2 separate regions of the Homo sapiens genome follow, and region 1 is linked to region 2. A link is an interaction called in ENCODE POLR2A ChIA-PET data of the cell type or tissue named here. Cell type or tissue: OCI-LY7. All regions are shown on one strand. Links, peaks and the distances in the headings refer to the core of each region. The heading gives the core; the rest is flanking DNA. Region 1 overlaps CAPSL (calcyphosine like). Region 2 has its middle 4.2 kb from the start of IL7R.

What was found. ChIA-PET counts read pairs that join two places held together with the same protein. Peaks named below come from ENCODE experiments on the same cell type or tissue, not always from the same donor. Only the 100,000 strongest peaks of a DNase experiment are listed, where the experiment ranks them.
Region 1: POLR2A ChIA-PET joins it to region 2 with 8 read pairs; 7 of 35 experiments call an interaction of 5 or more read pairs at or near these places.

Annotation. Positions count from the first base shown.
Region 1 is chr5:35,907,127-35,910,046 of GRCh38, reverse strand. CAPSL (calcyphosine like) reads left to right here. Exons shown (of 5, transcript NM_001042625.2): 4 at 1-181. Among named protein-coding and RNA genes, the nearest start is that of CAPSL, 30 kb to the left of the region's middle. In OCI-LY7, for the core only: no CTCF peak of the experiment used is centred there; DNase peaks (open chromatin) are centred at 1,066 and 1,486; H3K4me3 peaks cover 1,521 bases; H3K27ac peaks cover 2,500 bases.
Region 2 is chr5:35,851,196-35,854,115 of GRCh38, reverse strand. No RefSeq gene overlaps it. Among named protein-coding and RNA genes, the nearest start is that of IL7R, 4.2 kb to the left of the region's middle. In OCI-LY7, for the core only: a CTCF peak has its summit at 1,977; a DNase peak (open chromatin) is centred at 1,495; H3K4me3 peaks cover 70 bases; H3K27ac peaks cover 526 bases.

The DNA of each region.
Region 1 (2,920 bases), core at 69-2,568, 56 kb before region 2:
AATCATGCAAGCTTTTAGAAAGTTAGACAAGACTGGAGATGGTGTTATAACAATCGAAGACCTTCGTGAAGTATATAATGCAAAACACCACCCAAAGTACCAGAATGGGGAATGGAGTGAGGAACAAGTATTTAGGAAATTTCTGGATAACTTTGATTCACCCTATGACAAAGATGGATTGGTAAGTAAAAGAGCCTAATCTAGGGGAAATTTCTTCAATTCGAAATTGTAAATGGGAAATAGGTCCAAACTCTTAAAAATGTTAACACATTGATACCATATTTGTTGTAAATAGAAGTAAACTATTTCCCTAGGAACAATCTAGAAACTTCTCCATTGCCAGGGGAAACCTTCATGTTACTTTAGTTGAAACCTAATGTATGTTTGTGCACGCACACACTCATAGACATATATTGAAATATATTGGTAGGGGATCCACATAAGTGATGACCTGTCATCTGGGGAATGTGATGTTCTGATTAAACATGCCATTTTATGGTTACTATATTTACCATACTCAGCTAGTTGCACTCCAGTGAACTGATTATAATAAAATATATTTAACTTTGAAATGAGATCATAATTTAATTTTGGAGAACAGATTTACAAGGCCTTTCAGGATGTTTTAGTGCCTTCACACTCATCCTCATTCATCTTCACACTTTGCTATGTGGAAATGCCATTTAAAGGTAGTTTTTGGTAAAGGGAATGTCAAATAACAGAATTTACTCTGATTTATTCTTTAGTGTGCTTTGAGATTAACTTACATTTCTAAACTGCACTGAATTTGAAAACAAAATCAACCGCCCATCTCCATTAACTTTTATCTTCAAGTTACAAATGCATAGCTTGGTAGGGTAAGGAATTATATAGCTCCATGACTGTGTCTAGGCTGAGATGAAAATGTCATCTGTCCTTTATCAACAGCCCTAAATTGACTTTTTAGAAAAAAAAAAAAAACCCTGAGCCAGTTCTGTTCTTAGATGATCTAAGGGTTTTGGTGATAAGGAAAGGGGATTGTCCCTTGAGTAACAGTCAGCAGCAGCACAGCCCCAGGGTTCATTGTCTCTTAAGCCCTTTACAGCACAGGAAAAGATAAGTGGCCCAGTGGACAAGAAGAGAGTGGTTAAGGGAAGAAGAAATAAACCTTCCTCTTCTGAAGGGAATGTGCTCCAACTTTTTAAATGAAACTTCATGATGAGTCTCATTAGCAAGGGGTGGGGGATAGGAAGGTGACCTTTCTGTTCTTCCTGCTGACATTTCCCTTTCAGGGATGGAGACATACCCTCTATTTCAGGCTGAGGATTGTGGAGGCAGGTTTACAAAAGGGCCAAAATTCAATAGGGCAGCCAAAATCTTAGGGACAGAAATAAAAACTACATGTTTTCTTCCAGTATTGCTGGCCTTGATCACTGAGATGTCAGTGGAAAAATAGCCAACTGCCATTTCCCCAAATTAGCCCACCCCTTTGTGGATCCTAGAGTGTGTCTGCTTCCTCTCTGCAGGTGGTTCCTCCTCATTGCCAGGGGAAACCTCAGCTACCCTTTTCTCTAACAAAAGTCAAAATAGCCAGTTGTGATTCGGCTGATTCAAGTCTGCACATCACCCCTTTTGATATTTATCTTAAGAAGCCACATTAAGCTCTCAAAAGCTCATAAAGGTTATTGAGGTTTTTAGCAGTTATAGCACTTGATGTCATCTGCATGTTACAGACCCTGTATTGATACCCAACTCTGGCTGTTCATAATCATCATCAGGGAGGATTTATTAGTAATGTAGATTCCTAGCTGCACTGCAGAACCACAGAATCTGATTTTTTGGAGGATGGAGTCCAAGGCTTTACATTTTAATGTGTACCAGATGACTCTTACACTCACGTGTATTTGTGATCCTTAGCTCTAAAAGATTCAGAAATAACTGTTTTAAAATTACTAAATATAATATACACATGACCCCATTTAGCATAATAATGAATCTGGGCAACACTTTTTGAGCACATATCAACTGGGCATTTGCTAAGGGCTTACCAGGGATATCTCATTTAATAGACATAATAAAAGTGTTTCTGAAAAGTGATGTGTAATTCAAACTTTCGCACACTGAATTGTATTTTAAATGCACAAGAAATTGTTGTTGTAGAGGAACTCCATGGTAAATTCTTTTATGAGAAGAATAATTAGCTTCTAAAATTTACCTCTTGCAAATTGCACTATTTTGCATATTAAGATTGCTTGTGGTGAAGCATAGCTGTACTTGAAGCCAGTGTGCTCATTTATGGTTAAAAACATCCCATATAAGACAAAATTTAAAATAATGCAAAAAATTTAGCATAGCTCCTAGCTAAAGGTAATGTTCAAACTTGATAATCTAGGTTAAACTCTCAAATACCCATAAAGGTTGCTGGAGTTTCAGCAGTCACGGAATTTGATGTCATAAATCTTGCACTAATACCTCACTGGACTCCCATAGCAGCCGGAAGCCATTTGGATGGAGGTGTGAAGCAATCAGATAACCTGTGACACAGACTTTCCTTACCCCTTTTCTATCACTAAACCCCACCACAATTTGGTGAGACATTTACTTCTTATTCTTTAATATCTAAGTTTTGAATTCTTCATGTGTATATATGACTTTATCATCACTATATTTTTAAAAAGCCTCTTAGGACTTTAGACCTTCAGGGAATATCAGTCTATTGCCTCATCCATCTCATAAAAAATTTTTAAATAATTAAAAATATGTTAGGTATATTACTGAGTGTATGTATTAATAGTAACCTAGATTTGTTTTAGGATTTTTCTGATGAATTTGGAGCTGAGAAAAAGGGCTTGTATTGTGACTTCCATTACCCCCATCTGGGACCTTTCCTTGTATATATGATATATATCTTGTCACATAAAGGTAGCCTAGTCAAGAGGCC
Region 2 (2,920 bases), core at 158-2,657:
TTCCTTTCATGGCTACATTTTCTCGTCTCTCTTTTGTACTTTGTCTTCCTTCAGTTTGATGAGTTTGTATGATGTAGTGAATCATTAAAAAGGAAAGCCAGCTGGGTGCAGTGGCTCATGCCTGTAATCCCAACACCTTGGGAAGCTGAGGTGGGCAGATCACTTGAGCTCAGGAGTTCAAGACCAGCCCTAGTAAACATAGTGAGACTCTGTCTCTGCAGAAAATAGAAAACTTAGTCAGGTGTGGTGGGGCCCGCCTGTAGTCTTGGCTACTCAGGGCTGCAGTGAACCGAGATTGCGCAGTGAACTGAGATTGCACCACTCCACTGTAGCCTGGGTGACAGAGTGACAGTCTGCCTCAAAAAAAAAAAAAAAAAAAAAAAAAGCCATTTGATTCTTTCTCATACACAAGCAGAACACACTGACCTTGTTAAGACTCCTGACACCAGTTGGCCAAGTCTCCTTTTCTTCCTTTTTTGTAATTGTTCAGGCTATTTGCCCAACAGGCAAAACACAAAAAAGACTTTCTTTTATCTTCAGATTGCAATAAGTTCTGTGGTGTTCCTATATAACCGGTAGAGTCCTAGCAAGTTAAGAGAACTTATCTTTTAACGAGATTGAGATCCTAAAATGTTAGAGGGGTGTATCCATTATTTGGTTGTTTGTTGTTTGTTAACTGGATAAAAATCTAGCCCAGATCTTCCTTTTTTTTTTTTTTTTCTGATTAGTAAAGACAAAGGTTTTCCTGGGAAAATTCAGGCTGAGCATCTTGTCTTATTACTAGTGTTTACTATCTGGATCCATCTATTAGGAACAGAAATTTTGACTCTATTCTCTACAGAAATTATGAATTTAGTTGGACAGATACCAGTGTATCATGAGAACCCTGGGAAACAAACTGTTTCAAGGACAAAAGCATTCCTCTGACTCAGTTTTTAGATGAAGCTTATAAAATAGTCCTTAAGCCTTTAGCAATTTGTCCTAAATGAGGATGATTTAAAAGTCACTCACCTTGGGACTATATATTGAAGGACAATAAGTGAAACAGCAATAATAACAGGCAGTAAATGTTGCAACAGTAATATCCTGGGTAAAATCTGATGTTTGAAAAATACTGAAAACACATTCTATGTGTCATAAAATCTGTATGACCTGCCCCCACCTACTGTCAACTTACCTTTCTTAACAGGTTTTATCCTTAAGGTGGAAAACAATCTTGGGCACCAGCTATCTTATTAAAAAAAAAAAGCCAGCCCTGCTCAAGAGAGAGGCTGGGGACCACAAGAGCTGTGGAAAAAAAAAACAACAAACAAACAAACAAACAAACAAAAAAACCCAACATCCAAGGGTGTCAAGCAGGTGAGGATGGCTGTAGGAAAGCTAATGCCACTCTGGTCCTAAATGAATAGTCTCTAGCATTTGATAAACATGTGCTGAGTCAGTCCCTACGATTCTGAGGGGGAGTCCCAGCATCTTGAAGTTTCATTTCCAGGAGCATGACATTTTCCTTGTTGTGGCTCTTCTTTCATTTCCCTTTCCTCCTTCCCCCACGTCTTCAGCCTCATGTCTTGCTGCCATTTGTCTTCTTTCTGGGCAGAGTTTGAAATGTCATACTATTTTCACCTTTATGAGATTTTAGCCTCTGTCTCTGGATGCAATAAAAATGGAAACTTTGAGTACCAACATTTCACTCTTTGCTGACGACATTTCTGCCAGAAAGTGAGTGGTATTTCAATTTCAGTACATGCCCACATTTTGATAAAACAGTGAACAAGAGGGCTGACCCTGGGAAGAGTGGTGAGAGTGGTATGCCTTCTGGCAAAGGCTGAGTCACAGTGCCCCTTTGGGCAGCGGGAGCCAGTGTGGTGTCCCTGCAGCTCAGTGTCTCCCTCTCTGGCCTTCCCAGCGGACAAACAGTTCACAGCAGCTCCGGCTGCCCACTCCACTGTCGGACACAGTGCCCCAGTGTGTTTCTGAGAAAAGTCTGGATCAAGCAACCCCATTCTGGGTTCTGGCCCGTGCCCCTGCACACAGTACTTGCCTCAGGGTAAGCTCCATTCCTGCAGAGTGGTTCCTGAGGGACCACAGTTGGTGGCCACACCCTGCAGGTCGTTTCCAAATCTGGACCACTGGGAGAACTGGCAAGAGTCCTCAATTCTACTCTGAAGCTTCCTCTGCTCTCTTAGAACCCAGTCCTCTGTGCAAATGGAGTCCCCAAGAACAACTCTGCTAGCCTAAAATTTCCCAAGCTTAATATGCAAAGTCCCAGCCTGGGCAATATGGTGAAACCCTGTCTCTACCAAAAATACAAAAAATTAATCAGGTGTGATGGTGTGCACCTGTAAGCTACTCAGGAGGCTGAGGTGGGAGGATCACCTGAGCCTGGGAGGTTGAGGCTGCAGTGAGCAGAGATGGCACCACTGCACTCCAGCCTGGGTGACGGAGTGAGACCCTGTCTCAAGAAAAAAAAAAGTAAAGTCAACCTTAAAAGCGACCCTCAGTTATACTGCTCATGGAATTGTCACAGAGAATCAGCAGGTGTTCCTAAAAAAGCAGGAACAAGGGCTCTGTCTTTGGTCACACTGCATACCCCTGGGCTAAGTGATTAAGATACAATCATTCTTTCCAGAGGCTTTCCAAGAAAATGGTAATGTACTGCCAACTTTTGCTTTCACTTTATCATCGGTCTTAGGAAACTTTGGAATTTAATAAAGGATTTTTTTTTTGTTATATGTGTTAGTTGAGCTATGCTGCCAAAACAGGGAGACCCACAAACATAGCGGCTCTAGCAAGGATGCAAATTTATTGCTCTCTCAATTAGTGGATTATCCACAGCAGGCAGGCAGCTCCGTGAGCTCACACAATTAGGAACCCGGTCTATATTTCATTTCCTAGGTGGCTGCTCTTGTCTACGTATTGA